Regions from separate parts of the Homo sapiens genome. Here region 2 is linked to region 1. The links are chromatin contacts, found by Hi-C or POLR2A ChIA-PET in ENCODE. All regions are on one chromosome and are shown on one strand. The core of a region is the stretch at or near the end of the contact, and the rest is flanking DNA. Distances in the headings are between cores, read along the strand shown. Region 1 overlaps JMY (junction mediating and regulatory protein, p53 cofactor). Region 2 overlaps HOMER1 (homer scaffold protein 1).

Evidence for each region. A loop is a pair of places that touch in the nucleus more often than their neighbours do. ChIA-PET counts read pairs that join two places held with the same protein, here RNA polymerase II (POLR2A). Pooled maps may share reads with other maps.
Region 2: a pooled map shows a loop between it and region 1 (2.0-fold over the local background). The contact joins two enhancer-like sites. A Hi-C loop is called at or near these places in 2 of 50 pooled maps. POLR2A ChIA-PET finds 5 or more read pairs at or near these places in 4 of 52 experiments (BJ, MCF 10A, OCI-LY7 and 1 more).

What each region holds. Positions count from the first base shown.
Region 1 is chr5:79,253,745-79,257,638 of GRCh38, forward strand. All of the region lies in intron 1 of JMY (junction mediating and regulatory protein, p53 cofactor), which reads left to right. Among named protein-coding and RNA genes, the nearest start is that of JMY, 20 kb to the left of the region's middle. RefSeq lists an enhancer at 1,632-2,420. Within about 2 kb of position 2,392, at least 2 of the 41 ENCODE cell types and tissues checked have a DNase peak (open chromatin) inside an H3K27ac peak, as active enhancers do; they include OCI-LY7, where a contact is called at or near this core.
Region 2 is chr5:79,414,646-79,418,680 of GRCh38, forward strand. All of the region lies in intron 5 of HOMER1 (homer scaffold protein 1), which reads right to left. Among named protein-coding and RNA genes, the nearest start is that of HOMER1, 97 kb to the right of the region's middle. RefSeq lists an enhancer at 1,820-1,869. Within about 2 kb of position 1,971, at least 4 of the 41 ENCODE cell types and tissues checked have a DNase peak (open chromatin) inside an H3K27ac peak, as active enhancers do; they include OCI-LY7, where a contact is called at or near this core.

The sequences.
Region 1 (3,894 bases), core at 1,142-3,641:
GAGTACAGTGGCATGCAGTGGAGTGCAGGCTCAAGCAGTGCCCCCATCTCAACCTCCCTAGTAGCTGGGGCCACAAGTGTATGCCACCACTCTTTATTTTTTTGTAGAAATGGGGTTTTGCCATGTTGCCCAGGCTGGTCTCGAAATACTGGGCTCAAGTGATCCACCCATCCTGTCCCCTGAAAGTGCTGGTAGATGACTTTTTTTTTTTTTTTTTTTTAAAGACAGAGTCTTGCTCTGTCACACAGGCTACAGTGCAGTGGCTTGATCTTGGCTCACTGCAACCTCCTCCTCCCAGGTTCAAATGATGCTCCTGCCTCAGCCTCCTGAGTAGCTGGATTACAGGTGCCCACCACCACGCCCAGCTATTTTTTTTTTTTTTGTATTTTTAGTAGAGACGGGGTTTCGCGATGTTGGGAAGGCTTGTCTCAAACTCCTGACCTCGTTCGTGATCTGCCCGCCTCAGCCTTCCAAAGTGCTGGGATTACAGGCATGAGCCATCACGCCCCAGCTTGGTAGATGACTTTTTTATTGCTCATTAATGTCCTTTTCTTTCTGATTGAAGTACTCCCTTTAGCATTTCTTGTAGAGCAGGTCTGGTGTTAATGAAATTCCTCAGCTTTTGTCAGGGAAAGTCTTTATTTTCTCCTTCAAGTTTGAAAGGATATTTTTGCTGGTATTCTATTCTAGGGTAAAAGATTTTTCTTTCAGCACTTTATGTCATGCCGCTCTCTCCTGGCCTGTAAGGCTTCTACTGAAAAGTCTGCTACCAGATGTATTGGAGCCTCATTGTATGTTATTTGTTTCTTTTCTCTCACTTCTTTTAGGATCTTTTCTTTATCTTTGACTGTTGGAAGTTTGATTATTAAATGCCTTGTAGTCTTTAGTTAAGTCTTCTTGGTGTTCTATAATAACCTTCTTTTACTTGGATATTGGTATCTTTCTCTAGGTTTGGGAAGTTCTGTGTTATTATCCCTTTGAATAAACTTTCTACCCCATCTCTCTACCTCCTCATTAAGGCCAATAACTCTTAGATTTGCCCTTTCGAGGCTATTTTTTAAATCCTGCAGTCACACTTCATTGTTTTCTCTTTTTTTTTTCCTCTTGACTGTATTTTCAAATAGTCTGTCTTCAAGCTCACTATTTCTTTCTTCTGCTTGATCAGTTCTGTCATTAAAAGCCTCTGATGCATTCATTCTTCAATATGCCAATTGTGTTTTTTAGCTCTGGAATTTCTGCTTGGTTCTTTTATTTCAATCTCTTTATTAAGTTTGTCTGATAGAAATCTGAATTCCTCCTCTGTGTTATCTTGAAATTCTTTTAGTTTCCCCCCAAAAAAGCTACTTTGAATTCTCTGTCTGAAAGGTCACATATCTCTCTCTCCTTTTTTTTGAGACAGGGTCTTGTAGTGGTGCCATCTCGACTCACTGCAACTTCCACCTCCCAGGTTCAAGGGATTCTCCTGCCTCCGCCTCCTGAGTACCTGGGATTACAGGCACCCACCACCACGCCTGGCTAATTTTTGTATTTTTAGTAGAGATGGGGTTTCGCCATGTTGGCCAGGCTGGTCTGGAACTCCTGACCTCAATTGATCTGCTTGCCTCGGCCTCCCAAAGTTCTGGTATTACAGGAGTGTGCCACTGCACCTGGCCACATATCTCTGTTTCTATAGGATTGGTTCCTGGTGGCTTATTTATTAATAGTTCATTTAGTGATGTCATGTTTTCCTAGATCATCTTGGTACTTGTAGATGTTCATCTGTGTCTGAGCATTGAAGAGTTAGGTATTTACTGTGATCTGCACTGTCTGGGTTTGTTTGTACCTGTCCTTCTTGGGAAGGCTTTCCACATATTCTAAAGGACTTGGGTGTTGTGATGTAAGCTGTATCTGTTTTAGGGGACACCCCAAGCCCAATATTGCTGTGGTTGTTGCAGACTCATAAAGGTACCACCTTGATGGTCTTGGTCAAGATGTGAAAGAATTCACTGGATTACCAGGCAAAGACTCTTGTTCTCTTCCCTTACTTTATCCTTAACAACAGAGTTTCTCTCTCTGTTCTGAGCCATCTAGACCTGGGGGTGGAGGGACACAAGCACTCCTGTGGCCATCACCACTGGGACTGTGCTGAGTCAGACCTGAAGCCAGCACAGCACTGGGTCTCCCCCAAGGCCTGCTATAACCACTCCCTGGCTACCGCCTACGTTCATTCAAGGCCCTAGGGCTCTACAATCAGCAAGTGGCAAAGCCAGCCAGCCAGGCCTGTGCCCTTCCCTTCAGAGGGAAGAATTCCCCCAGGTCCCTGATGGGTCCTTTCTGGAAGCCAGGGACTAGAATCAGAAACCTTGGAAGTCTACCTGGTGTTCTATTGTATGGCAGCTGAGCTGGCACTCACACCACTAGGTGGAGTCCTTCCCACTTTTCCCTCCCCTTCCCAGTGGCAGAGGAACCTCATCCCAGAGGAACAAGCCCAGGGGGAGTACTGGCAGACTGCTGCTGATGTTCCCTTCAGGCCCAAGGGCTCTTAAGTCAGTTTGTGGTGAATGTTGCCTGGCCTGGGACTCACCTTTCAACCACCCTTCAGGGCAGTAGCTTCTCCTATAGTCCAGGGCAGGTTCAGAAATGCCATCCAAGAGTCAAGTCCTGGAATCAGGGACCCCATGAGCCCACTTGGTGTTCTACCCCACCGTGGCTGACCTGATAGCTAACCTGGTGCCAGGAATCAAGCAGAAGTAGTCTCGCCCCACCCCATAGCTACCACAGCTGAGAATGTGCAGAGTCTCGTAAAGGGTAATTTGCATCATCTTGCTCTGTCCTATTCCCCTTAGCTAACTTAAAAAATGTTTTTTAGGGATGGAGTCTGTGTTATCCAGGCTGGTCTCGAACTGTTGGCCTCAAGTGATTGTTCCTTTTTGGCCTCCAAAAGTGGTGGGATTACAGACCTGAACCACTGCACCTGTCCTTCTTTCTTTCTTTTCTGCACCTGTTCCCATTGTGCTGACCTTCCTGCCTTCCTCCCTCCCCCACCCTTCCTTTCATTTCTTTCTTGCTTGACAGGTTCTCCATCGCCTAGGGTTGCGATCATAGTTCACTGCAGTCTCAAGTCTTGAGCTCAATTCATCCTCCCACCTCAGCCTCCCTAGTAACTAGCCGATATTACAGGCATGAGCCACCAGGCCCAGCCATAGCCAAGCCTTTTAAATGCATTATTTGCTGAAGTCACTATACACAGTCCTATTTTTGCTCCATTATGTACACCATCACCACTGCCTTTTTTTTTTGGTTAAGTTCCACATTCCTTATTTTATTATTATTATTATTTTATTTGATTTTATTTTTTTTTTTGAGATGGAGTCTCACTCACTCTGTCACCCAGGCTGGAGTGCAGTGGTGCGATCTCGGCTCACTGCAATCTTTACCTCCCAGGTTCAAGTGATTCTCCTGCCTCAGCCTCCCAAGTAGCCGTGATTACAGGCGTGAGCTACCATGCCCGGCTAAGTTCCATACTTCTTTCTAGGTAGGGCCAGATCAGGTCCCTTCCCTATAGAAAGTCATTTCTGACCACTGTAAGAAATCAGAGGCTGGACATGGTGGCTCATGTCTATAATCCTAGTACTTTGGGAGGCTGAGGTGAGCGGATTGCTTGAGTCCAAGAGTTCAAGAGCAGCGTGGTGAACATGGTGAAACCCTGTCTCTACAAAAACTACAAAAATTTGCCAGGCATGGTGATGTAAGCCTGTGGTCTCAGCTGCTTGTGAGGCTGAGGTGGGAGGATCACCTGAAACCAGGAATGTCGAGGCTGCAGTAGGCCATGATTGCACCACTGCATGCTAGCGTGGGCAGCAGCGTGACCCTGTCTCAAACAAACAAGAAAAAATCAGAAATTGTGTTAGAAAT
Region 2 (4,035 bases), core at 721-3,220, 160 kb after region 1:
TGGGATTACACACATGAGCCACTGTGCCTGGCCCTGTTCTATTCTTTATACTCCTGCTGGCACCTGCTTCTAAATGCCACCTCCTCTGGTCCTTGTTTTTTTCTTAATGTATGCCTTGATAATCTCCCAGGTTTTACCTTCCATCTCAGACTCCTTCTCTGCCTAACATCCACCACCTTTGCAACATAGCCTGGCATGTCTGGATCAACATACAATATAGTTGGCTATAGGTAAACAGATTGAGATATATGTTGACTGATGAAGTTTTACAGGAAGTTCCTATAGTGAACTAGAAATCACTTGGTCATATTCTAGGAAACACAGTGTTTAGAAGTGAAATAGAATTTAAGTACTAATACTTTTAATAAACATTGGAAGAAAATCCCAGAAATAAAAGTAGAATAGTTTCTTGGTTTTTGGTTTTTTGAGACATGGTCTCACTCTGTCACTCAAGCAGGAGTGCAGTGGTGCAATCATGGCTCACTGCAGGCTCAACCTCCTGGGCTCAAGTGATCCTCCCACCTCAGTCTCCCAAGCAGCTGGGAATATAGACAAGTGCCACCACGCCTGGCTATTTTTTGTATTTTTTTTTTTTGTAGAGACAGGGTTTCTCTATGTTGCCTAGGGTGGTCTCAAACTCCTGGGCCCAGGCAATCCACCTGCCTCAGCCTCCCAAAGGGTTGGCATTACTGTGCCTGGCCGAGAATAGTTTTTAAAGAAACAATGTATCACCAATGTTACTGATAGCACAAAAAAATGATATCGAGGTGAAAAACATGGACATAAATTGTAGTCATAAAGTGAATCAGAAGAGCTGGACCCTGCATATGATGAAGTTATAAGAACACCTTAAGCCATTTATTTTACATATATTACATGTGTACAAAAGAGGCTGATATTAAAATCTATGTCCACGTAAACCTAAAAGAGTTGTCATAGTCATAGTTTAATTGACGATATTTTTTCTTGGTGTATCGTAGATCAGATAAAATACAGAATTTTACTCAGCTCTGGTAAAGAAAGTGAAACACTATTGACTTTTCTGAGGAAAATTAATCTGAAACAAATTACTTCAAAATGTATAATGTATGCCTTTATCACTCTATAAATATTTCTGAGTTTCGAAGAATTTTATTAAACATCTGTATTAAGAATCAATTGCTGTAACAGCTGGTTAAAAGTTCAGGCTCGAATCTGATGACTTGCTTCAAACTATGGCTGTAGTCATTTAATAGATATGGGCCTTGGGCAAGTTACCTAACCTCATCAGGTCTCAGTTTTCTCATCTATAAAATTAGGGTTATTAACAACTATCTTTATAGGGTGATTTTGAGGAGTAAATAGCCTATGTAAATGTACTCTTGAAGACAAAAAATGGGACACTCAGATGGTAGTACCTTCCATATATGCAGTCAATAAAGAATCCTCAAAGAATCTTCTGCAAGCTGCTAAAAAGCCGAAAAGATTTAACATTAAATATTTTAAAGTGGCTCCTTTTGATTACTGATGTAAAGAACAGAAATAATTTAAATCAAACCCAGTCAATGATTTATATTGTATGCACTCAATGATTTATATTGTCATTCTTAGTACAGATGTATTATTTATAGCAAGTTTAAACCTTTTATGTAACCTCAGAATAAATTTAGCAAGTTAATGAAGCAATGAGAAAATAAGTAAACAGAAATGATTCTAAGAAGTGGTATGGTTAATTTCTGATTGTGAGAGGGGAGAAGGGAATCTATGTTATGTGTACTCCATAAAAACACTCTGTACTTTAGTGCATAGTTTCCCATTTGATTTGAGAGAGCACAGCAAAAGTCTAGCTCTACTTCCATTTTTATTTGCTACAATGGAGAGTCCCATAAGAGGGCCCGAGAAATGTCCTGGTTCCTGTAACTGTGCTTCTAGCAGTAAGAGCAACATTTCTATGTGCTGATGGGCAGCTCCATTGGAGATGGCTCCACACTGTAACATCTGCTAACATCTGTGCACTGCTTGCCTGGCACAGTGCCTTCTGTAGTCTTTGCCACATGCCCTAATGTAGCTGTGGCTGAGGAATGGAAATACAAGGGTGAAGAGCCACAGGAGGTCCCAGTTTCACTTCCACTTTGTATCCTCGCTGCTGGTTTCTACCCATGATACTCTAAAGCCTCTTAAGAAATTCCCTTTGAAAATTTTAAGCAGCTTATCCTCTTTTAGGAAGGAGATGTGGATACTAACTTCTTGCTCAGGGATATTTGTGAAAGGTTCAAAGTGCCTTACAGGTGTTTTAAATACTTTAACGTAAATCATAGTTTCCCTACATCAGTGAATTTGGAAGGTTGAGAGCCAGATCTAAGGGAAGGGAATAAAAAGCTATTCAGTGGACCTACTGCTAGTTCCTAAGTGAGAAGAAAAACGAATTGACCCAAGGTGATGCTGTGAATTATGTATCTACTAGATTCACAAAAGTCAGTATTTTTGTTGATTTCCCTATTTCCCCTCCCCGCACCCCTACTTTTTTTTTTTTTTTGAGACGAAGTCTCGCTCTGTTGCCCAGGCTGGAGTGCAGTGGTGCAATCTCGGCTCACTGAAAGCTCCGCCTCCCGGGTTCACGCCATTCTCCTGCCTCAGCCTCCTGAGTAGCTGGGACTACAGGGGCCTGCCACCACGTCCGGCTAATGTTTTGTATTTTTAGTAGAGACGGGGTTTCACCGTGTTAGCCAGGATGGTCTCAATCTCCTGACCTCGTGATCCGCCCGCCTCGGCCTCCCAAAGTGCTGGGATTATAGGCGTGAGCCACCGCACCCGGCCGATTTCCCTTCTTAAAAAACTGACCATTGATTAAAAGCTTTCTTTGGAAATTTATTCAGGAAATGATGTTAGACTATTCCACAGTGGGATGTCTTCAGGAAATCAGTCTTACATACTAAATAAAAAATTATGTTTCTTTCAACTCTTATGAATATACATCTATCTCTTGCCAAGAATGAGATCAGTTAATTTCAATCCCATTCTCTTATCTACAGGGTAATAGCATTATAATCATTATAATCTATTAAAGATAGAAATGAATGTTTTTATCTGGCCTTCTATAATTTGATTTAACTTTGGAGACAAAAATGCCACTATTTCCTTGCAGAGTAGGTCACTTAAGGAAAATTCACCCTAAAAATTGTACAATACATAGTGTTGTTGGGAAATAATAATTTAAACGATAAAAATCTCTGTTGGTACTGGCAGAATTGAAATGATGCTTATTAACAGATTTTACCAAAGCTAAAATTGTGTGAAAAGATATGGATAATTTTACAGTAAAATCTGTTTCCAGATTTCCATCTTTTAGAAACCAGTAGTAACCAATAATTTCATTAGCCATGATTTGAATCAGAAAACTTTTGCATTCAGTTTAAATTTGTTTTTGAAGAGGAGGCCAGAATCAAAGGATATAACATCGAATTATTTAAATGTTTGTTAATAGCATGTTACTTGTGGCAGAATCATCCCTACCAACTTCATTTATTAAATGCACATATAAGCTATGTAAATAATATGCAAAGGTAAGGGCCCTGATGAAAAGTATTATGCAAATGAATTCTAAGCAAATGGAGATGATAGTAAGTGAATACAGCCCAGAATCAATAATAGCTTAGTCCACTACTGATTGCGCAGCTATTATCAAAAGAGGCTTTTTTTGGTTTTCCTTCTAAAGCCTTCCTGATCGGCCTCGATGGAAGCAAAAGTCTCCTAACTTTACTGGCCAATGTGATGAAGTCTGGCTGTATTCCAACTCCAGATTAGTTCAGCAAGAGTCACCACTTTAGCTACAGAAAAACAACACGACAGAAATCCCTTTCAGCGGACATTTGCTTTGCTGTTTTTCCAGTACAGTGACAGTCTTGAGCATATTACTCACAAAAACTCAGCTTCCCTTAATCTAACACCCTCTTTTGTAATCTGTGACTTTGAAAGAATTTTTCTTTGTATGACATTGTCATGTATGATATCTGGACCAGTGACTTGGGCTTCCTTTAACCTAAGTATGAATTAACT